Regions from separate parts of the Homo sapiens genome. Here region 1 is linked to region 2. Evidence: chromatin loops called from intact Hi-C (ENCODE). Cell type or tissue: endothelial cell of umbilical vein. All regions are shown on one strand. Links, peaks and the distances in the headings refer to the core of each region. The heading gives the core; the rest is flanking DNA.

Region 1 (17,162 bases), core at 3,925-11,924, 310 kb after region 2:
CCATTCCTGGTTCCCTGCTTAATTAAAGTCCAGTTAAAAAAAATCCCTTGTTGCCAGAGAATAGCTGCAACTTTGGCAGAGGCAGTGCTAAGTTTGAGTATGGCCCTGTGCCAGGGTGTGTCAATCTTGACCCCTTGGAGGATGATCAGCAGAGAGTGGGTAGTTAAACCTTTGTGTCCATTCAGTCCCAGGCTTTTGCTGGAATTGGCAAATACTGTGGTGACTATTGTTTAAGGAGTAGCTGTCTACTAGGAACTGGACTAAGACCACCAACGCCTTTCACATAAGGCACCGAACAGCAATAATGGTTTCCTGTCACTCCTGACCTGGCTTAGAGCTCAACCAGTGATCCAAAGGAGAAAGAATATCACACTAGCAATCTCCTTTATATATCTACATCATTTTCTTCCTTCATATAAAAGTTGCATTAGTACTAATAACAATAACAAAATTCAAAATAATGCCCTGTTCATGGGCCATTTGTGTAACACAAATAGTATATCAATATATTAATGAATAGAATAGAATATTAACAAGAATTTAATATACACATGGAATATAGGTTGCCAAATAAAGTCACCATTTAAATTCAAATTTTATAATAGGGAGAATGGGATTATAAAGTTTTACAAAATGGAAAAAGATCTTAAGTAATGACGAAAATCCCAAACCGTTATATTTTAAATCTTATTGTCTTATTGTTCACGTTCTACCTGTTTGAAATAACTTTTAGTAATTCCAACGTTCCCTGAGATATCACATTTTCTTCATGGAAGAAAATAGCTCTAATGTACCTTCAGTAAATTATAACAATATAAATAATCCTACTACACTTGTAAGTCTTGATCAAATAATTTATCAAAGTGAAGTATATAAACTCTATATGAAATCACTAAAAAGCCTCAGTTACTATTTGTCTCTAATTAATATTCAATTTTTGAATAGAATCCTTCCTCCCTTTGGAATTTTGTACATTATTTAAAATTATTTGTCAATTCAAATAACTACTGATTATACATTTTTTAAAAAGCAAAAATGAAGATCCCAGGTATTCATTACATAAAGAGGTTACATGTTTAGTTACTAACATCCAAGGCTAGAACACAAGTCGATTTTCATTCATTCATTCAATAAACGTTTATTGATTTCCAGTTATGTACCAGGTACTGTTCTCTAGGCGATGAAGAGAAATACACTCAGCTCCGAACAAACCAGACAAAAATCCCCTACTATGGTGGAGGTTATACAGACTACTAGTACAGTATTCCTTCAAAACAAAAAACGCTTTCCTTCTTAGATGTTGTTATTAAAGACCGTGGCGTGAAATAACAGGGACTTTTGGCATCAATCTTGTAGTAACATATGTATTAGAACACTTGGCACAGTTAAACAGGTAATGAAACTGGTGACTTTTTCTACCCATAAGAAAAAGAATAGATAACACTGTCACTTATGTGTAAAGTGTTGGACAGTAAGTAATACAGATTTAAATTAGAAATGACAGATGCACTGACTTGTAACATAATGGTTGCTGAAGTGAACTTTTATTCCTTTTAGCTCTATAGTTAACTATTAAATTGCTCAAGTTTTATTTTCAAGGTGTGAATATTGTGACAACCATTCACAATATTCACAACGTTCTATGCTGTAATCACTTTTTCTGGTCAGTTCTGTCATAGAAGTGGTGGTTGTCACATGGAAAAAAACTTTTACTAATGATAATCTCAACCTGGATTTTATCAACTCAATATTACTTGATTACATGTTTGAACTTGTTGATCTTCCAAGCATAGAAAGTATTCCATATGACAATATGAGAGTACTCATTGTGACTGTTTTTTAAAAAGCAATGACAATTTTCAATTCATTTTCAAACATTACAAGTAACCTCTTTTCTTCTCCTGTAGATCTACCATTCATTGGGTGTGTCAGGGAAGAAAAAAGAATCATTATGGTTACAAAAAACTGATGACAAACATTGGTATAAAAAACAGTATATCAATTGGATGTTTCCCAATAGGCATTTGTTGAGAACCATATGTATACAATAAGACCTTCATATCATTGCCTGATTATTTACTCTTTATAGAAAGTGTCTGTGCTATTTCAATACAAGCAAAATATAAGAAAATCACATTCTAAGAAAATAGTTGCCCAATATTCAATCTCTTCCCCAACTTCTGCTTTTCCTCCACATGCACTGCCACCATCAAATAAATAAATAAAAGTAAGCAAGCAAACACATTAGTCTATTTATTTTCTAAATTATGCAAAACATAAACAGAATTATAGGTAGAGGAAAGTTGACTATGCAGTTCTATTAATGAAGCACCACCTACAGCACCTCCAAAGAGACAGCATGGGCCTCAGCAGGTAGCTCTAATTGTAGGCATATGTAGCATTAGAAAAGTAGGCTACAGAAAAAGAAAAAGCTACTGTGTGGCCTGTCACAAGTGAACTAATATTATGTACATAAAGCGTAGCTGGATATGCAGTGAAAATACTAAACTAAAATTTCTATACAAACCAGGAGAAAGTGAAAAAAGTACATATTCTTCTGTTTCATAAGTCAAATCAAAGTTTGTCCACTTAAAGCTAAGTCCTAAGATGTCAACTGCATTAGTTAGGTCTAGTCTCAGGCTGGAACTTAATTTCCTGTGATATATCACTGTGGTTTTTGAATTTACATCAGTAGTAGTAACTTAACTTGCATTTGTTCCAAAATGAATTTCATGCTCAACTTGTTTTTCTTAATTAAACTTCCTTTAGCGGTCCCTAATATGTGTATTATTAAAACTCATTAGTCCCATCCACAATTGCCTGTCATTTTTTTGACTACACATTCATATATTGAAGTGCTGTGTTGCTATATATAGGAAGAAAATTAAATAATAAATATGGGGACTTGAACGTTTTATGAGTGTCAGGATGACAGACTGCCTGCAAGGCCCATAAGGTTTCACACAAAAGAGGCATTACTGCTAAAGCTAACATGCTGACACATCTCTGATCTATAAAGTCTGCAGTAATGGCAGCAGTGAAGCGCTTTGCCATTGACTAGAATTTCTCTCACATGCAACGGAAATAGGCACAGAAGAGATTATACTGACTGTTATAAAAAGAATTCATATAAAAATCCCCCAAAAGTTTAATGTCTAATAATTTCAAACTCCTGGAATGATTCACTAGTTTTCCCTGACTTCACTTAAGCTTCGAGTTGACAGTCATTCTCTATCACACAGGTTAGCTACCAAATGGCTGTGGGGATTTTTGTTTGTTTGATTTTACTTTGTTTGGGGGATGACTCTTGAAGGCAGAGATTATTCAGATCATTTTATACCAACATAGTAATATTTGACATTATCAACATTATTTCATTAATAACAGAACAAAAGTGACCAGCAAATGGGTTACTATTAAGGAATCATTTTTCTTAGAAATCATTTTCTTAGAAACAGAATGTTGCTATCCCACAGGATTATATGGTTAGCTACCTCATGATGTTTTAAATTATCTCTTAAAAAGCAATAAAAACATTAGACTCATCATGAGTGTTCACAAATTTGATATTTTTCAATGCTTGGCAAATTCAATATGTCAAAAACTTGAATTTTAAATTAATTGAAAGTTGGTTTTTGTTCTTTTTTATTTCTCAATAAAGCAAAAGAGATGGAAGATTTGCACTTGGAAGTGTCATGTGTTAAATTTCAACAAGTCATTTAAAAATAATTGCCCTTATCACTTTGCTTCTAATTAAGAGTGTGTTGCTAACTTCTTTTTAATGTAAAATAACATTTAATGTAGTTAATCATCTCAAAATCATAGAAAGAATCTATAGCAAATGTGTTAGCTTTTCCTGAATGTTAGGCCAGTTGCAACACATAAAAGGTTTTTGAGGGACAGGTGCAGCTGTCAAGCAAAACTCCAGTGAATGCAACATCAGTTTTTACATAGTGATAAGCTTAGAGGAATCCAATGTTATTTCTTGTCACTTATATCAGAAACTGTGCTTGCAGATTTCCAGGGCTAATTGACAGCTTCCATCTCTTTACCCCAAACTACCACATTTTGTGTTACTCTGATAGAAAATTCACAACTCATCAAGGCTACCATGTTCTTTTTAATAATTAGGACCAAAAACATGTATTGGGTAAGATGGAGCTAAATGGAATTAATTTTCTAAGTGAATTCCTCAGGTTTTTCAATAATTCCTAGAACAATCCACTCTATTAGGGAGAGCATTTATCTAACTGGGTACCTTGCTCTTCGTTTACTGGCCGCAACTTTTTAAAAAATTTTGGTGTGTAGTTTTGTATATACTTATTTCCATTGTTATTGGCTTTCCAAAGTGGATTTACTACCTACAAAGTTTACTGAAAGTTTTGTGTATGTACTGCTTGTAGAAACAAAGGATACAGCCCCTCCAAGTAGATTATAACAAAGAGAAGGTCACTTTCTCCCTTTTCATTTTAACTGACAAAAGAGAATATAATAGGGGAGTAGAAAGTATTGTTTATTCTGACAGAAATGTATTTTCCAGGCACTACAAAGGCACATTCAGTTAAGTCTTCCATTTTAACACTATGGCACATGCAATGACTACTGATTTAATGGTTTTGGAATATGCAAATCAATTTTAAAAGGACCTTCTTTTTCATGTTTCAAATTATCTATCTATTTTTATATCAACAGCCATATTCTCTATTAGCTTAAAAAGAGAAATTCCAACCCACCTACCACTCACCTTCATTACTTATTTGCTATTACCACTTAATGATATTTGCTAGCTGTCTTTTTAAAATCCGTTTAAACTTTGAAAATATTTTAAATACTATTAGACAGTGTGGCTAGGATCAGTGGCTAGACTGTGCCAATACACAGAACATCCATTCTTCTACTCTCAGTCTGCACGTGAACCACGTGACTTATAGCAGAGTAAAAAGAGACTAACCTAGCTTCTCAGATATCGCCTTAAAACTAACAATTGGGTTATAGCAGAGTAAAAAGAGACTAACCTAGCTTCTCAGATATCGCCTTAAAACTAACAATTGGGTTTGTAGAAACTATTTATTGTTATTTCTATAATCTCTAAATAAGCCTACACAACGTCTACTGAAATAAGAAATATCTACCTTTTCCACTTTAGAATTCCTGGGAGACAAAAGTTTTATATTTTGCTATTTCATCTTTAGAAAACAAATCTCACATGCATGCTTCAAAATTAGATTTCAGAAACACACATACACACACAAATCCAGGAAGAAAGTTTGGTTAGACTAATCTTTTAATAGTCAGAACGTCGCATGTATCTGGAATTCCTGAAAAAAAGTACTAGAGAATGAGTGTGCTTCAGATGACATTGAAGAGTTGCCTTTTGATGAGTTCACACACACAGACTTCAGTGGTAAAACCACAAAGGTATCTGCATACAGTCATAATCTGTAAACCAGAAATCCCTGAAAAAAGGTAACACTTTTATTCTAAAGATTAGAACATACAAAATGTATGTTTTATCTTTTATCTATCTCCATTTTATTCCAAAGCATTTGAATGTCTACAAGTTTAAAATTTAACGAATTGGCTTTAAAAAAAAAAGCCAACTAAAATTGTGATGTTGAAGTCTCAGATTCGTTAACCTACTGAACACATTTATATACATCCCTCAAATAAATCAGTTCTTTGTATGCAATTGTTCTGAAGCTACGTGGACTCCAAAATTACTTCAGAATAATATGCTTTTCTGGGTTCCAAAGCAACTTTTAGTTGCCTGAGTCAATTCATATTCACTGATTTGAGTGATTAATTATAGCTGCTGAAATTGATTTCCTTCTGCAAATAAAGATGAGTTTTTCTTGGGAGCTACAAAATTCTTAAAAAAAGAAAAAAATTCCTGAATTCAGCTGCAAGAAAATGTCTGGGAACGCGCGCGCACCGCTCAGTTGGAAAGAAAAGCCAGTAAGTGGCGAGGCAGGCAGGGCAGGGATGCATCAGAAATGCAGCCGTCTGCCTGGCGCACTCGCTAGCCTGGGCCCTCGGCAAAAAGCCTGCAACGTCTTCCTGGGCTGCTCCAACTCGAAGAAAGTTACCTCGGACTTGTATTATGGAAAGTCGTGCAAGTGAATTACAAGACAACATGTGTGGCCAGCCACCCACTTCTACTGTCTCTATCCGGTGCAGTGACCCTGTAACCCTTTAGTGTCCGGTTGAGAGAAGCGGGAAGCGGGAAGGGGTAGGAAGAGAGGGGTGGGGGAGGAGACAACATGAAAACAGCCAATTCCCCCTGCAAAATATCCCCCTAGAAGCCACGACAGCCGCAGAAACGGCGGCCGAAGCACCAGCGATTTCTACTTGGGCTTTTCCGCTCTACATGCAGGTTTTCCAAGGCACCGCTGCCTCCTCTCCTTAAAGTATTGCTAGGAGAAAGCACTGGATCTGGGAAGCGTCTCCCAACTGAGAGATTTTCAATGCAAAGTTGAGAGCTTGGAGAGCTGCTTGGCTCCCCCACCGACGCCACAAAAACAAGGTTTTTTAGCTCGATCTAGGTAGCTCCCTAGCGATCCCCCCGGGGATGCGCGAGGTGGTTTTATATTCCCCTTTCTCTCTCCATTTCACAGGCACCGCGTCCGCATCACCTTCCGCGCAGTGGCACAAAACCCTGGCAGCCCCCTCCCAATAAAAGAGCCACAAACTTACCCTCAGCAAGATAAATCCACAGAGGGAGCCCCCTCATCTTTCCCCGGTCCCTTTGCAATGATTCAAGGAGACGGTCTCTACAACACTTCGCCGTCAAATTCAAGCTGAAATGGTCCAAGTATTTACCAGTTTCTAGACGCTTTTTTGAAATCTCGAGCACCCGGTAATTCTTGTTCCAGGATTCAAGACGCTTCCTTTTCTCTTTTTTTGCTTTAAGCATCCGCAACCCCAGTTTTGCACCCCCCCCTCCTTTTTTATTCACCCACGGACACTTCTAAAACGTGTCGATTGATCCTTTTTTCTCTCCAGATGCAACCACGATCCAGAATCCTGGGGACCCAAAGCCACCTCCATGTAAATCCGACCATCAGGCAAGAAATACAAATGATCAAACAACGTTACTTCTTTCGGCTGCAATCAGATAATCCTACTAATCCAATAGATTTATCTCGATTGGAAATTGACCTCAAAAATGAATTCCCGGTGCTGATGTCCAGAAGAACAATTTCATAACCCTGTTCGGGTGACTGAAAAAAAACTCTGGTTTCTTTCTTTCTTTCTTTTTTAAAAAATCTTTTTTGGATTCTGGGTGCACTCCTCGCAAAAAAAAAAAAAAAAAAAAAAAAAAAAAAAAATGCCGAGGACCCTGGTTTTACCCTAATATAGGTTTCTACTCCAAATCGGTGCAGGATGAAAAATGGTACAAAGATACCCCTAGTGGCTCCAGGCGATATTGCAGGGATCTCACTTTTTTTTCCCATCCCCTCTCCTCACCTTTTTTTTTTTTTTTCTTTCTGCCCCTTTAGATAACTGGCTACTGCAGTAGTTAAAGAAGGCTGAACTGCAATTAACATGAATAGTATATGACTACTTGAATACAGCATCTGATGTTTCTTTGTTTTACGTTTAAAGACTGAATCTTCTGTGTTTCTGTCTCCTCTGGATTCTATTTTTTTTTTTTTGTCTACAAAAATTTCCCCAATGGCAGTTAGTAGCTAAAATGCCAATTTGAGGCAATTCGGTGATTTCAAAGCAATTGTATTTGTTTCTTTAATAACTATCGACCTAAAAGAAGCCTCACTCTTCCTGAGATATGCTGCTTTTAGAAAAACATTTAAAATTTTATTTCCTTTAAAGGAATATGATTGTGTGTGTGTGTATTCTTAGATAATCTCTTACTCATTTGGGACTTTTAGTGTTCATTCAGCAAAGCAAGTGATAGCTCCTGTAAGCCTGTGGTCACAGAACAAGACCTAAGAGTCATTACATAGGCCTCAATGTTGCTTACCTGAATGCTTTTAAATTCAATGACCTCAAGATTACCCCTAGCATTTCCGACAGGCTCCAGAGAAAGAGTCAATGCAAGGAATTTCAGGACTTTGTTTTCCCAAGCGCTCTAATCACACTTTGAGGGCTTGAAACACAAATTGGGCCTAGTAAACTAGAGAAGTTGAATTCTCTTTCATTGTGAGGGGTTCTGTAGCTGCAAGCAGTCCAAGACACTCTTTTTTAACTGACTAAATAATTAAGCCTTTTTAGTGTACAAGGTGTTAAGGAGTCAAAAGACCTTTCTTCTACCACTGGTGTTGCTATTAATTGGCTATGTGACTTTGGGCCATCACTTTTTGGCCCACGGCTAATTTATCTATTAACACTAAGGGGTAAACCCATATAAATCAATAAATATACATGTTCCTGGATGGGAGAATCAATATGGTAAATTAATCTATAGAAGTAATGTAATTATTAATAAAATCTACTACAATTTTTTTGTGGAAGCCTAAAAGTTAATTCTAAAATGTGTTTGCAAGGGCAAAGGGTAAGAAATTATCAATATAATCTGAATAATCTGAAGAAAAAGGTTCAGGAAGTTCCAATATGAACTATTAAGGCTTAACATAAAATAACAGTAACTGAGGCAATGCAGATGTGGTTCAGGGCTAGAAACTAGTCCAATGGAACAGAATAGAAAGTCCAGAAAAATATTCATGGATTTGTGGAAACCTGATAAATAACTGGTGACATCAGAAAGCACTGAGGGAAGATGACATATTCAGACACTGAATTAGCCATATGAAATAATGATAATACAAGATTGCAACTTCACATGTATGTATGTTAAGGTGGGTTAAAGACCTAAAGATGCTGAGCAAAATTTTACAACATTTAGAGGGAAATAGCTTTATGATTTTGGGTAGATGAGAACAGAAAGGTTTACTAAACAACATAAAAAAGCCAAAGTCCATAAAGAAATAATATTAAATTTGATATATTAAAATAAAGCAATTATATAAATCAAAATGTACACTCATAAAAGATATTTGCAATGCATATAATCAAAGAAGGATTACTATCCAAAGTACATAAAGGGGCTTATAAAAGATAAAAAATATAATAGGAAAGAATGGGTTAAGGAAATGAATAGTTGATTGACAGAAAAAGATTCTCAATGTCCAATAAGCATCTGAAAAAGGTCCTCAATCCCCCTAGTTATTAGAGAAATGCAATTCAAAATAATGAGATTTTTGTTTCCCAGTCATGAAATTGGCAGAAATTTACAAGTCCAGCAAAACTTAATATTGATGAAAATGTGAAGAAATTACAGAGAGTATATGATAGTACAAGTTCAGAGAGCAGTTTAGCAATAGTTGAACATTTTTATGTCCTATAATCCAGTTTTTCCACTCCTAGAACTATTCATTCCACAACTATTTGAAAGAGAAAAAAACAGTAGGAGAGAGAAATAATCTAAACACCTTCAGATAAATAGCTGGACAAAATATTTATAGAATATTCATATACTGCAATAGTAGAAACGGTAACAAGAAAAATGAATGTTACCTCAGCTCCTTGAGTTGATATAAATGAATCTCAAAAAATATAATATGCAGCAACAACAACAAAGGATGTTGCGGAAAGATGCTTATAGGATGATGATATTTGTATATAAAATTCAAAAACAGGTAAAATAATTACATCTATTATATTTGATCACATACCTATATACAGCAAAATATATCAACATGTATGATAATGACAAACATGATATTCAGGGTAGAGGTTACTGTGGGGAGGGTGCCAAGTAAATGAAATTGGAAAGGCATCACCAGAAGCTTCAACTGTATCTACTGTGCTCTATTTCTCAGCCTGAATCTTGAGTACATGGGTGTTTACAATATTACTATATAAATTGTTTATATGCTTTAAATATTTTATTAAAATTAAAGATTTAGACTACATTATTCCTGTGAATCTTTACCATATTATAAAATTTTCTAATTAAGTCTGAAAAAATGAAATATCAATATTTCATAATGTGCTTTTTATATGGAGATTTTTTTAAAAAACTGTACTACTAAATATTTCTAAGAAGTGTAAATGGAATGGTGCTTATTTACTTCTATAATTGATATTAGAAATTCTAGCTAGGAAGCAAAAATTACCACCTAAATGGGAAAATATGGTTGAAATTGAAAAAAATATATATGTAATCCTCAACTAGCTCTTTCTTGTATTTTCCTTTGATCTCACAAATAGTAACAGGGCCTCTGAAATTGTGAAACAGTCAATCAACTGATTGATCATGTTCAGTCTGACCAGTTAACTAAAAACTACCAAAGCCAGAGTAGCCATAAGCTGAAATTACAACATGAAAGAAAACTCACCCAGAGTATTTAAAATATGTATGTGAATTCAAATAAGAAGACTTTGTTGATATGAAATATGGGGACTGGAAATCTCATTTCACAATCACTAGGCATTATATTTCATAATCCATGCAAAAGAGATACCAAATATTAGAAAAGGCATTTTTTATAACTCAATTGAGCAGTTAATACTATTCAATGCACCCTGGACTCAGGAAAAATGCTTGAGTTAATTGTCAAACAATCAATTTTCAACTATTCTGAATAGATTTCCTGGAAATAACCAAAACAGATTTGTGATAAGGAAATAGTGATATGCCAATTTAATTTCCTTTGATAATAGAAAGATAAGGGAGAAGAAGCAGATGTACCATTATATTTCTGAAATTTGGAGAGGCTGACATTCTTTCAGCAAACACTTATTGAATACCTCCTGTATACTGGGCATAATCCAAAGTATATCATAGGAGAGTTGACTTTAAAACAGCCAACTACCACAAATCCTTAGTTTCCTATTGATGATTTATTTGTTGAGTGCAAATGGCTATTACTATTATCAATTAATATTTCAGCATCCATACTGAACAAGTATTAGATATTAATATAGAACTGAAGGTTCATTTTTCAGTATGTTTAAGTGTAAAATGAGTTCACAGAGTAAGGTAGTCAATGAAGAAAGAGGAGTAAAAGGAGAAGTGAAAGGAGAAGGAGGGATAGAGGAAAGGTGTTTGAGAATAAAAATGTGAATCAAATTCATTTATCTCCCTGGTGATTTACTGACAGAGAGGATAGAAACATACTTAATATTTGTATCCTTCATGATACAAATTATTAGTAAATGACTGACTTAATAGATCAAACAATAAAACTAGTTGCTATATGAAGAGAATAAATTCTCTAATGAAGAGAATCTCTTCATTAGATGGGCTTGCTAATTTCTTCAGAAAATGAAATCAATACAGGAGGAAAGTAAAAATTAGTATGAATAATAATAATGGAAATAAAAGACCAAGATTGGTAAACCTGAGCACTATAGGGCATTCCAATTTAACCGTGTTATTAAAATTTCAGCTCTGATAAAAAACATCTTAGAATTACATATCTTATTTTGGTTTCTATACCAAATAGAAAATGATGGATTGATTAATACCAAATGGATCATGTGAGGAAGCAGCATAGTTTTCATAACAAATAGAGGAGTAAGTATTTCATTGTTGCTTTTAATACAAAAGAGTTATTTTGAGAAAAGGTGGGGTTTTTTTTGAAAAATCATATAAATGCACATCTTTTATGACCAGGTCAAATCAATTCAGCTCTGGCTTGTGATAAACGTTTTAGGATGTTGTGAAAGATAGCAGCTCAGTGTCTGAAAAAGAAGAAATAACCGAAATATTTCATGTACCCCATAAACATATATACCTACTATATACCCACAACAATTTTTTAAAAATAATTTTAAAAATTCTGAAGCTAGAAATAAAATAAAACAGAATTGTAAAGCAAGTCTGGAGAAAAAAAAATCCTCTACCATCTTCAGAACTCCCCTGATGTAACCTCATATTAAGTGCTCAAGACTTGAATCTAAATGAATGGCAATTGGGAATTATGAAAGAAACAAAAATAAAAAGTGGTGCAACATTGTAAGTTCTAACTACTGCAAAGGTGACTGTTTACAAAGAGGTTCTTTCTACGGGGAAGAATCTACTCCCACAATCCTGCTTAATTAGAAAAGACTACTTAAAATGCTTGACTGGTACTGACTATATTTCAGATACGTATTGGGAGAACACACCTGCCTGGATGCTAAATATACCAGATGTATCTTTATATTTCATGGAATAGAGATTGGTAATGGAAACTAAGGAAGTGATGATCAAGACTAGACATTTTGTTTGTTTGTTTATTTATCTTGAGACCTGGTCTCACTGTCTTGCCCAGGCTGGAGTGCAGAGGCACGATCATGGCTCACTGCGGCCTCAAACTCCCCGGGCTCAGGTGATCCTCCCATGTCAGCCTCCTGAGTAGCTGAGAATACCGGCGCCATGCCATCACATCAGGCTAATTTTTGTATTTTTTTCTAGAGACAAGGATTCACTATGTTGCCCAGGCTAGCCTTGAACTTCCGAGCCCAAGCAATCTGCCCACCTTGGCTGTGCTGGGATTACAGGCATAGCCACTGCGACTACCCAAGACTAGATATTTTAGCATGAGACTGCCACTTTTGAAATGGGGCTTTTTCATCAATGTTGGTTAGAGATGCTAAAAGATATTTACAGAGGGACTCTTAAAAGGGTTTAAATCAGAAATAAATCCAGATTTTCAAAACAGACTTGAATAATTCTGACTTGTTAAAAACTTTCAAATAATGGTGCCATTAGGCTAATAATTAAGATTCTGTTTTCTTTTAGAAAAAGGTCTTTTTTACATCTATAATTTATACATTTATTTAATTGGTAAAATTGAAAAATATAGAAATTTCCAATTTCAAATGTTTTAGCTAATAATAGCATGATGCATTATTTTGCAGAATATTTTCTTCATTTTTGAATGTAAGTACATTTGTGAGGCAGTATTTACGCTGACCCTCTAATAACCTCAGAGCAGGTTCTCTTGATATTTTGGTGGCTTTTAATTCCATAGTACCATGATTGATTTTGACATTGCAATGTAGTATAGAATGAGTTAAATTGTATAAAATTATCTTAGATGTTTCTTAAGTACTGAAAAAACACAATCAGGAAACCATCTTATTAAATATCATCTATTAATGCTTATTGTAAAATATTAGTTTATTTGAGTCTATGTTTCCAGTATTAGCAGAATATACTATAAAGTTTGACCTAATAGGATGGGAAACCACATGAAAATTAATGTTCTATAGTTCGAGATGGAAAGAGAAATTTTTAGTTATATCCCAGTGGTATTGACATCTCATTGACTTCACAGACAAGAGTTGGGTACTCTTTTTTTGGATAGGATTTTATGCTAATTACATAATTAAAAGTAAACACTAGCCTGAATTTTCATTATTGTTCAATTAGCAACTTAATGAGCATCTTCTACCTGTCCCAAAATATTTAGTTCCATGATTTCCAAAATATTAAATAAAGGAACCCTTAAAATTACATCTTCTTCTTCTTTTTTTTTTTTTTGAGACGGAGTCTGGCCCTGTCGCCCAGGCTGGAGTGCAGTGGTGCGATCTCAGCTCACTGCAAACTCCGCCTCCCGGGTTCATGCCATTCTCCTGCCTCAGCCTCCCGAGTAGCTGGGACTACAGGTGCCTGCCACCACGCCCAGCTAATTTTTTGTATTTTTAGCAGAGGCAGGGTTTCACAATGTTAGCCAGGATGGTATTGATCTCCTGACCTCGTGATCCACCTGCCTCAGCCTCCCAAAGTGCTGGGATTACAGGCGTGAGCGACCGCATCCGGCCTAAAATGACATCTTCTAAAGGAATGGTTATTTCTCTGTCTTCTTGTCTCTCTGTCTCTATCTATCTGTCTATATATCTGTCTATCTATCCATCTATCACCTATCTATCTACACATTAATCTGTCCCTTTAAGCTTTGATTACTTACAAGAAACTGAGAAAATATGTCACAAGTTTTTCAAAGATGATATATTTTTCTAAGATCATGTGTGTTTGGTTTTAGAGTTTGTTTTTGCTTGTATGTGAATAAAATTATTTCTGATGACCTAGAAACAAGCAGAATGATTTAGTTAAACAGAATGACAAAACTATGTTACATTCAATGCATAAGAAATTGTTCAACCTTCCAACCATCATAAAATTCATGACTCTCAGCCTTTTCTTGTGTCCTCTTCTATAAAAGTTTCCCAAACCTTCCCTAGTGATAAACAAGCTAACAAATGGTGGATTTGTTACAAAAGAAAACAATTAAATTTTGACCCTTTATTTATAAATTGTACTAGGAGGAAGGGAGAGAAGGAAAGCAGGACATGGTAATATTTCAGACATAGTTGTTTACATAGATGAAGCAGAAAAGGCAATGTGAAGAAAGTTCAAAGCATGATTTGTTACATCACAAAATAGACTATGAGGATAGATGGTTTATGTGATAACAGAAAGTATACTCATTATTTGATAGAATGAGAATATAATTCTTGGCTTATGTGTAATACATTAAACCAACTCACAATTCACATCCTCATCATTCATAAGTCTGGTGAAGCTAGAAGATATATCTTATAGCTGAAATTCATCATACAAGGACTCAAACTAATCATTAAAACAACTACAGTATATTTGAACAGTGGCCCAAAGAACTGCAGTTTTAAAGTTCCTTCATAGACTCACAGACTCCTTTTGCTAAACAGAAAAAAGCACAAGAAGATAAATGACTTAACTAAGATCACGTTGAGGTCAGCAGCATCGCCCAGATGAGAAGCTGTTGTGCCATGCCACACCTGACTCGATGTTTCTTATGATTGTTTTTTGGTATTACCGTTTCGTTGATCTTAAAATATTGGACCACAAGCAAAATTTAAAAATTGAAATTAACAAATCAAGAAAGAATAGCATTAAATATACTTAATACGGTAATTGGAATAATACCCTCCACCACCCTCCCCCGCCACAGATGTCTTAATTCCTGGAATCTGTGCATATGCCACTTTATATGGCAAAAGAGACTTTGCAAATGTGATTAAATTGAGGATCTTGAGATGGAGAGATTACTCTGGGTTATCTAGATGGGTACCAAGTAATCACAAGGGTTTTTATTAGAGGAAGGCAGAGGGTTCAGGGGTCAGAATAAGAGTAAGAGATGTGATAACAGAAACAGAGATGAGGGAGAAAGAGAGAGTCAGGTAGATTTGAAGATGCTACACTCTTAGCTTAGAAGACGAAAGAAGGAGCTACAAGCCAGGGAAAACAGGTGGTCTCTAGGCAAGAAAACGGAATTTTTTCTAGAACTTCCAAAAAGAACACAGGCTTTGCCAATCATTTTAGGTTTCTGACATCCTAAACTGTAAGATAATAAATTTGTGTTGTTTTTAGCCATTAAATTTGTGGGAATTTGTTATAGCTACAATAGAAAACTAATACACTTATTTAAAAATATTAAAGATATTAAAAATATTATGGAAATAATCAGTGCTGCCCATAGAAACATAATGTGAACCACACAGGAAATTTTAAATTTCCTAGCATCCACATTAAAAAATGAAGAATCAAGTTAAATTAAATTTAATACTGTATTATATGTAGCCCAATATGTCAAAATATTATCACTTCAACATATAATCAATATGAAAGACTATTATTGAGAAATTTAATTGCTTCCATATAAATATATTCAAAATCCAATGTGTATATTATATTTAGAGTACATCTCAACTTGGAATAATTCCTTTTCAATAGCTCAATGGCCACATAAGGCTAGTGACTACCATAAAGGATAGTGCAGCTTTAGATTATAAGAAACAAGTTAAAAAGAAAATTTTATATATTATTCCATATCATTCTAAAGCTCTGTCACAATCTAGATAAAGGATCACAAAGGCTTCTACAAATTATCAGGATGGTTTTACAGGCAAGTTTCTGAAAACTTTGTATTTGAGAATTATATTTAAAAAGAAAGATCTGAAAAGAAACGAAACTTAAAAACAACATGAAAGAAGAGTATGATTACCTAATGATACTGATACTGAGTTGACTGACGTTTGTAAAAATGCCAGCAATAATAGAAAGAAATTTATGTGGTATTTTTAGAAGAAAATGACAGCCAAGGATGGGATCAGAATAAGATTGCTTGGAGCCAACTATATAATATGAACAAATGACCAAGAGAAAAGCAAAACTATTAAATCTCAGCTCCAATTGCTTCATAGGGAAGAATGGTGTTTGAACTGGAAAAGAATATGATGGTGAAGAAATAAGAATGCCTGAAGGTAACTTAAATTTGTTTTAAGATTTCAGGTCCAAATTTGTTACCTAATTTAGAATACCAAAAGTACGTGAAGAAGTGTTCTTGGAACTAATATCTATTATTTTTAAGTCACCATGAAAAAGTGCCATGAAAATTAACTGTCCTGGTTTTCAAACAAGATTCCATAAACTGAAGTTTACCAATCTTGACATTAACTGAAATTCTAAAACTGATGCTCATATGTGTTTGCTAAGTGTAAAGTCACCATAATTTTTTTTTATTTTTTTATTTTTTATTTTTTATTTTTAGAATTACTGGAGCTGGGTGCAGTGGCTCACACCTGCAATCCTAGGGCTTTGGGAGGCCAAGGCCTTTGAAGCCAGGAATTTGAGACCAGCTTTGGCAACACAGTGAGACTCTGTCTCTATGCAAATTTTTTAAAAAATAGCCCGGCATGGTGGCATGAGACTGTGGTTCTAGCAACTTGAGAGACTGAGGCGGGAGGATCACTCAAGCCCAGGAGTTGGAGGCTGTAGTGAGCCATGATTGTGCCACTGCACTCTAGCCTAGGTGACAGAGTGAGATCCTGTCTGTGTTTTTTAAATAATTATTGGAGTGGCAGATCAAATGTGTCATTTGCATAGTTTATCTTAACTGCATCCAAGGGCTTTTACAAAAGTCACCCCTAGTTTTCTTGTGAACAAAACTGTGACATATGGGCTAAATGATGGTGTAGTTGAATAAATCCCTTAAAAGTTGAACAATCATTCTACTGTAGTATTCAATATATGTTCTCTCATGTTATCTTCTCTATTCCTTTTTTGAGTCATAAAATTCCTAAAGGAATTTGTTTTGTAATTGGGCTTGTCCATTAAGTATGTTAGTTTCATGGGAAATAGGAATGAGACTTTAGTAAGGTGCCTGCCTTAG
Region 2 (8,000 bases), core at 1-8,000:
GCAGAATGATTCCCCCATGAGGACTTCACAAAGCAGATCTTTTGGGAAACTGGAAACAGATTAAGAAGCACTTATCATAGGATGTTGCAATTATAAGCATCATTATCATCATCACATAGCTAGTGTATTCCTACTAGAGGCCAAAATCAAGCACACTACCTAGCAGAAATCTGAGTGGAACCAATGGAGCATGGTGACTTACCAAGAGGTAAAAGGAAGGCAACCATGCTAATTGCCAGGCATAATTCATCTCCAGAGACTCAAGTTGATAGGAAAAGTATAGTCATTGAGGCCAGGTGTGGGGAGGCCAGGTGCGGTGCCTCATGCCTGTAATCTCAGCACTTTGGGAGGCCAAGGTGGGCAGATCACCTGAGGTCAGGAGTTCGAGACCAGCCTGACCAACACGGCAAAACCCATCTCTACTAAAAATACAAAAATTAGCCATGTGTGGGGGCACATGCCTACAATCACAGCTACTTGGGAGGCTGAGACAGGAGAATCGCTTGAACCCAGGAGGGAGAGGTTGTAGTGAGCCGAGATCATGCCACTACACTCCAGCCTGGGCAACAGAGTGAGACTCTTGTCTCAAAAAAGAAAAAAAAAAGGGTCCTTGGAAGCTGCCAAGTTTTCCTTCTCTGTGAGATCTTCTTTGGGGAAAATTATTCTGTCTATCATTCAAAGGACCAAATGATTACTGGTCTCTGGTCTTTCTGGAAGCTAGGAGGCTCCTGGTAACATAGAATAAAAGTCTCTGACACTGGGAAGTCGAGTGTCTCCATTCAGGTTGAGTTCTCTGAGTACCCTGTTATATGGTGTCTGAAAGGAAATATTTTAAAAATCTTTACCATATTTTGGCTTCTCTTTGCCTCACAGTAAGATTCCCCAAGTTTTAGTTTCATTGCTTTCCTTTCCGGGCAATCCTGGTAGAGATCATCACCTGCTAGCATCTTGATGCCTTTGTAATAAAATCATGAAGTATCTCCCAAGAACCTGTGACTATATTACCTTGCATAGAAAAAGGGACTTTACAGATGTGGTACTCAGATGGATCAAGTCTAATCATATCAGTCCTTAAAAGGACTGTGTTCAGAGAGATGCAAGAGGAAAGAGGAGGCTGGAAGGATACAAAGTGAATGTGGGAGGCCTCTAGAAGCTGGGGACTCTCCTCAGTAGTACAACTACAAGAAACTGAATTATTAGATCAACAACTCCCCCCCTCCCGGCACCAAAAAAGCAAGGAAACAGATTCTCCCTAGACCTTGCAGTAAGAAATCCAGTCTTTGTAATACGCTGATTTTAGCCCAGTGATACCTGTGTCAGACTTTTTACCTATTTAACTATAAGAAAATAAATTTATTGGCCGAGTGAGGGGGCTCATGCCTGTAATCCCAGCACTTTGGGAGGCCGAGGCGGGTGGATCACTTGAGGTCAGGAGTTCGACACCAGCCTGGCCAACATGGTGAAACCCTGTCTCTACTAAAATTACAAAATTAGCCAGGCGTGGTGGCCCACACCTATAATCCTAGCTAATTGGGAAGCTTAGACAGGAGAATCACTTGAACCCTGGAGGCATAGGTTGCAGTGAACCAATAATGTGCCATTGCCATTGCACTCCAACCTGGGCAAAAAGAGCAAATCTCTATCTCAAAAAAAAAAAAAAAGAAAAAGAAAAAAAAGAAAAGAAATTTATTATTTTAAACATTTAAAAATGTTTAAGTTTGAGGTAATTGGTATGGAAACAATGGAACACTCATATACTATATGACCCTGAAGTATCTATGAGACTGTATCTTTAATAAATATCAAAGAAAAGCAAGATTCAATTTATGTAAATCATACAGGAGAATGAATGACTTAGAAACTCCTTTCTCCAACCCAGGAGGTTGAAAACTTGCAAGCTTCCAATGAGTATTCTTTTCCTATCAACTTGAGTCTCTGGAGATGAGTTATGCCTGGCAATTAGCTTGGTTGCCTTCCTTTTACCTCTTGGTAAGTCACGGTGCTTCATTGGTTCGACCTAGGTTTTTGCTAGGTAGTGTGTTTGATGTTGGCCTCTAGTAGGACTACACTAACTATATGATGTTGATGATGATAATAATAATTGTAACACCCTGTGATAAGTGCTATTATAATAATAATTGTAACACCCTGTGATAAGTGCTATAATGGAAGTCAATACCAAGCCCAAGTTGTATAAAAGAGAAAGCAACAAGCTCACCCCAAGGGATGGCAGGAAAGAGGAAGTGAAGGTGCTTCATGGGATTTGAAATAGTGAGTAAGGGAAAGTGTGAAAGTTGGACAAACTGGCAGGACATTTCAGTTAGAATTAATGTCACAAAAAAGGCATGAAGAGGTGAATGGGAATAAAGGATGTGAGTAGCACGAGGCCAAAGATGTTGTAACATAAGTATTCAGGGTGCAGACATGCAAGACTTGCGATGACATAAAAAGGAGGTTGGGATTTACAAATGATAGGCAAGCTATCACAGAATTTTAAGCAGAGGAAAACAAAATTGTATTTATGCTTCTGGGGCAACACGAAGGACAAAGGGAGGTGAGTTAAGTAAGAGGTTAAAAAAAATAAAAACAGGTTAGGAGCCCATGCAATAATAATTATGCAAAAAATTATTTAGGGCCTAAGACAAAGTGATAGACACAAGGTGAAGATCTGAAAGTATTTAGTTAGAATGTACAGGATTTGATGACCTTTAGGGTGAAGGATGGTTGAGGAAAAAGTCAAGCATCATCATTAATCATCATGGTCATCAGTGTAGCTAATTTTTCCTGTGTCTTAATACGTGTGTGCTATTTTATTAAACTCTTTACTTGGATTATATCATATGGCCCGTACAATAGTGCTATGAGAAAGGTATGATTGATACAACCATTTTATTGATGAAAAAACTGAGACTTCAAAAGGTAAAGTAACTTTCTCGAAGTCACATTGTTAGTATCAGAGCTGAAATCTAAACCTCGGTGACTGAACTCAGAATACACATACTTCAAAAGCTATGCTCTTAACCACCACAATTCTTTGTCTTCCCATGGCTGACATCCAGGTTTCTGGCTTGGGTGACTAGATGGATGAGTGTCTTTAGTTAGGAAGGTCATAAAAAGAGGGATAACTAGCTAGAAGTTGGAAACATGTTCAATTTGAGATATGCTGGGTTTGAGGTGCCTATGAGAGGGCCCCTGATTTTCTGCGCCTGATTTCTCACAAAAGTGTGGATAGGAGATACCTGTTTTCTGTCTGATTCTCATGCTGGCTCAAATATTAATGTAATTAGCAGGTATACAAGAGGCAAGGGCTCAGAAGATGCATAGTTATAATACAGATTAATTTTAGATATTAGAAAAGGGGAAAAAAGGCTTCCCCAAGTCTCCAAGATAGTACAATATTGTTACCTACTACAATGGCTGTCAGGGACAACATAGCTTCCAAGTCAGGTTAAAACCTAACTGTGGGGTTATGACGGTGCCTCTCTGGCATGCCTCACTTCCTCTTCTCGTCTACCTGCTTCAGTCAGCTTCCTCTGTGTCCTCACATTTTCCTGCCCAGTGGCTCCTGAATCATAACTCGGATGTAGAGCTGGATGGAAACCCCACGAGTGTCTGGCAATTGGATATCATGGCAGTGTTCCAGTAGGTAGTGCTAAAAATGTTAGTTTAATATAATCTCTTATTCCTCATTTCTTAACTGTCATTTTTTTTTTTTTTTTAGTTTGCCTTCTTTTCCTGGTTCTGAATATGATGCTGACACATATTAGCCTGCAAGAAGTGATCTACTTTCTGAGACTCAGTTTTCTCATCTGTAAACTGGGGCTACTGATCCTTACCTTACAGGGCTATTGTGAAAGTTAAAAGGAAATGATGTATATAAAACATACATAGGAAAATCTTAATAATGTTTTGTTCCTCCCAACCTACATTTACGAAGGTCACAACATATCTGAAAAAGCAGTTGCATAAAATAAAAACAGAGAACAGAGATGGCAGGATCTATTGGAGGATATGACACACAGAGACTTATAAAGTAATAAGTTTTCACAGGCCCAAGCAGAACAAAGGATTTAACATACAAATACATAAAAATAAGGGAAATGCAAAAAAAAAAAAAACCTTAAATATACGTGACAAAGTTTCTGTTTTAATGACATAATAGGTACTTAACAGGAGTAAATGCTTGTAAAGATAGATGACTTCTCTCACGCATCAGGATTCCATGATACACAAAACCATTTCAATGATGTGCTTAAGTAGAACAGTAATTCAGGTGATTGTTATTTTTCCTGTGACTCCTGCTTCTAGAAACATAATTGCTGTGACCTTGGCTGTGGAATATACTTTCTGCCATTTAGTGCACTTTCTTGCATATTCATTCATCAAGTATTTATTACTCACCGCAAGGTGTGAGGCAGTGTGTTAGAAGCAATTTTGTCTTTTCTGCATGATGGGCATTGTTGTGACTTGATTAGGACAGAGCTGGAGAGTTTCTTGTATCATTAGGTTTCTTTTGAACACCGGGTATGAGAAAGACCCAACCTTTCTAAATCTGATTATGTTGGATTTGAGAAGTGTCCCAAGGATCCCTCAGCAGTGGCCGCTCATATCCACTGCCTTGGTAAGTTTTAGAGTTGTGCTAGGGAGGTTGGCAAATGGGCCTGGACATTGGCCAGGAGTAAATCATCCTCACAGTTTAAGGTTTGTGGATGGCTCAGCTAGGAAAACATGGGTTTGGAAACTTTAGAAGAAGGAATAAAGGCCAAACTAGGCAAAAAGGGAAGGGAGGTAGACTGGGCAAAGGGCATAACACATATGGAAAAGAGGAACTATTTTAGGATGGCACCTTGCCAAATGCAGTACTGTGAAGAGGCTTTTGCTGCCTAAATATCTAAAATGATTTTCTGACTATGCAGATAGCTTGAAAGTCTTACAAAATATCACATTAGGTTAAAGAGAATCTAAGGGGATATGATTATCAGCCCATAATCCTTCCACTTGGGAACTGAGAGATCAGGCTATATATTTGCTATTTTGATTATTTAGGCCGTTGCACATGATCAATAATTCAAATAATGAACAGTGCACAATATTAGCATTGTGTCCAGAGTGCTTTGCTGTCATTACCTGTCAACCTGTATGACATCTCTATGTTGTAGTAAACATGTGGTTTGTATTATCCTATTTTACCACAGAATTAAATGTGGATAGAGAAGTGCCTTGCTTGAATAAGGGCAAGCTCCTTCACCATAAAGAATAAACACAGGAGAGGTTATGTCTGCTGATCTCCACTTGTCTTCAGTCCATACATTATTCCCTTCAAGATAAACACTCAATGATGAAGGATTCAATATTTAATTTCCTTCTAGCTTTTTTCCAAGATCACTTAATTGAACTCTCATTACAGGTGCAACCAATTCTTTTTCAATTTGTAGCTGAGAATTGCCATGCCACATAGATTCCAACCATATTTTAATGAAGGCTTTTATTAGAGCACTGGCTCCTATTGCCATGTGTGAAGGAGCTCTCGGATTTTTCCATTAGAGACCACGCTATGGATGGGTTTATAACTAGGAGGTAAACCTTTTCGTCAGGTTGAAGTAGGGCAAAAAAGGTTTTAGCCTTAAGAGTACTTTGTTATTTCATAATAATAAATCAATTTTCCTGCAAGATCAGAGTGCAATAACAATTTTCTTTCAATGCTATCTCCTTGTATTTCTCCAGGTTTATATAAATGACCACCTTTCACACATTTATATCTTCAGAAAACATTCATTTGAGGTCAGGGAAAAGGGTTCAAGAGTCAGGCAGTTGAACATTTTGTGCTCGATGCTAATGCAATATCTATAAAGGCCAGATAGATTTTGCACCAAAGAGAATCTCTGTACCAAAGGCACACACTGCGGTCTCCGGCCCAACCTTCTCATAAATGCATTCTGTTGGTCACCCAGGGACTAAACAAGTGTGTGTGGGTGGTTCTGAACAAACCTCTGACCATTAGCTGCAAAACAACTGAAGGGACAGGTCCTAGAAATGAGAGTCAGAATTATTATCTGAACGACTGAAAGAGTTCTCTGTGTTAATGGTAATACCTTCACTTTTATAAGGGAATTTCCTCCTGCAACCCAAGTTAATGCATGTAGAATTTTAAAGGGAATGGCTTTTGGTTTCAGATTTCTATTCATTGCTCTTAACAGCTAAATGGGATAACAGAAAATGATTACTGGGTCATCAGAAAATGCTGCAGAGCCTAAATGAACTTACATAATTTTACCTAATTAAACACACACACACACACACACACACCCTCATACATACACAAAAGAGAAGGCCCTTTATTTTTGGCAAAATCTCTACCAGTTCCCACAATTTATTGCATTCTTTCTTATGTCTGTAAGCTTGAAGAATTTAAACGTTTTCTTTGAGTCATTCAAGATTGAAGTTCACAGTGGTGTTTCTTAAAGTATAAATGTATGCACCGTATCTCTTTTGAAGGATGCATATTTTTTGGATGCATCTGAATTAAACAGCTTTCTCAACCGGTACAACTAGTCCTTATTACTGCTGTTGGCAGGCAAACAACTATCATGGTCGTTGCCAGACCTTATGTTTGCTGTGTTCTTTTATTCCTTTTCATGTATCACTGTCTTTCAGTCTCAACCTCCATAGGTACTTTCTTTAACATAAATTGGACAGGATTTTAAAACATCATTTAACAACAACAAAACCCCTTTTTACTTCTTGACAACGGGATTCTTTTAAAAGGAAACAGACTACTTTAAAAACGACATGTCACAACTAAATGGTCATGCCATTGAGCTATGTAGTAAAAGGTATTAACTCCTTGGAATTCCTACACTGACCTCTTTTTTGCTCTCTTTGTCACTGTTTGTAGTAAAACAGTGGAAGGTAGCTGGCTAGAGGCTACAGTTACGCAGAAAGAAAGGTCAGAAAGGCAAGATGGCTGCAAAGGTGGGCAATTCACATACCCTCCTCCCAATAACCGTCTTGTCATACTGTCTACAGGCAAACTCCTTTTGCTTATATGCAGCTCTGAAAATTATGCTTATTAATGCCATGATCTCAAAAAGGCAAATTATTATTATCATTCATTCTCATGGCCCACTTTCATGCTGAACAATTATGACTTCGGATGAGAAATAACAGTTTCATGTCAAAATGCTCATACATTTATGGAAATACATAGCTGTCACTCTGCATAAAATTAGAAGCCTTCAATTTTCGTTTCAAATTATTCTTCATGGAGACAGTGAATACAAACAAAAAACTTGTATAGCTGGTTTGAAATGTAGTATTCTACTCTAATAACAGAAAATCTCCAGCCAAAGTGATCAACACCTAAATTATAATAAATCTGTCTTTGTGCATGTCTTGTAAATGGTGAGCTGTCAATAGTCCATATTCAAGTGACAATAAAGGTAACAAAATGAAAACCTCTGAGCTTTCATTTTAACTGGGTTATTGCAGAGTTTAAATACTCCTAAACATCTTAATGTCTTCTTCAACACTCAAAAAAAATGTAAATACATAATGTTAGGAAAAAAATACGTCACGATAAACTTTCCCTGGTTTATATAGAAGTTTTGGGACATCAAATATTCGTATTAATAAAATGTCATAAGTTTATTATATATTCAAAAAATTAGCATGTATTAATATGAACATAACACAAAAAATATGCTCACTGCTATTTAGTTTATGATGTTTTAAAAGCACTTCAGAATAGCTGGCCTCTGTATCTGCAAGTTCCATACCCATAGGTTCTGCATCCACAATTCAACCAATGGCCAATCAAATTTACTGGGAACAAAGAAGAATAAAAAATAACAATAAAACAATAAAAATATTTTTAAAATTACAGTATAACAACTCTTGATATAGCATTTATATTATACTAGGTATTATAAGTAATCTAGGGATGATTTAAAGTATAGGGGAGGATATGCTTAGGTTATATGCAAATACTATACCATTTTGTA

The links. A loop is a pair of places that touch in the nucleus more often than their neighbours do. Peaks named below come from ENCODE experiments on the same cell type or tissue, not always from the same donor. Only the 100,000 strongest peaks of a DNase experiment are listed, where the experiment ranks them.
Region 1: it touches region 2 in a loop (2.7-fold over the local background); 3 of 110 quality-filtered maps call a loop at or near these places.

What each region holds. Positions count from the first base shown.
Region 1 is chr3:173,574,566-173,591,727 of GRCh38, reverse strand. All of the region lies in intron 1 of NLGN1 (neuroligin 1), which reads right to left. Among named protein-coding and RNA genes, the nearest start is that of NLGN1, 190 kb to the right of the region's middle. In endothelial cell of umbilical vein, for the core only: a CTCF peak has its summit at 7,395; DNase peaks (open chromatin) are centred at 6,287, 6,377, 6,507, 7,407 and 1 weaker place; H3K4me3 peaks cover 1,463 bases; H3K27ac peaks cover 1,101 bases.
Region 2 is chr3:173,888,295-173,896,294 of GRCh38, reverse strand. All of the region lies in intron 4 of NLGN1 (neuroligin 1), which reads right to left. Among named protein-coding and RNA genes, the nearest start is that of NLGN1-AS1, 29 kb to the left of the region's middle. In endothelial cell of umbilical vein, for the core only: no CTCF peak of the experiment used is centred there; a DNase peak (open chromatin) is centred at 3,534; H3K27ac peaks cover 717 bases.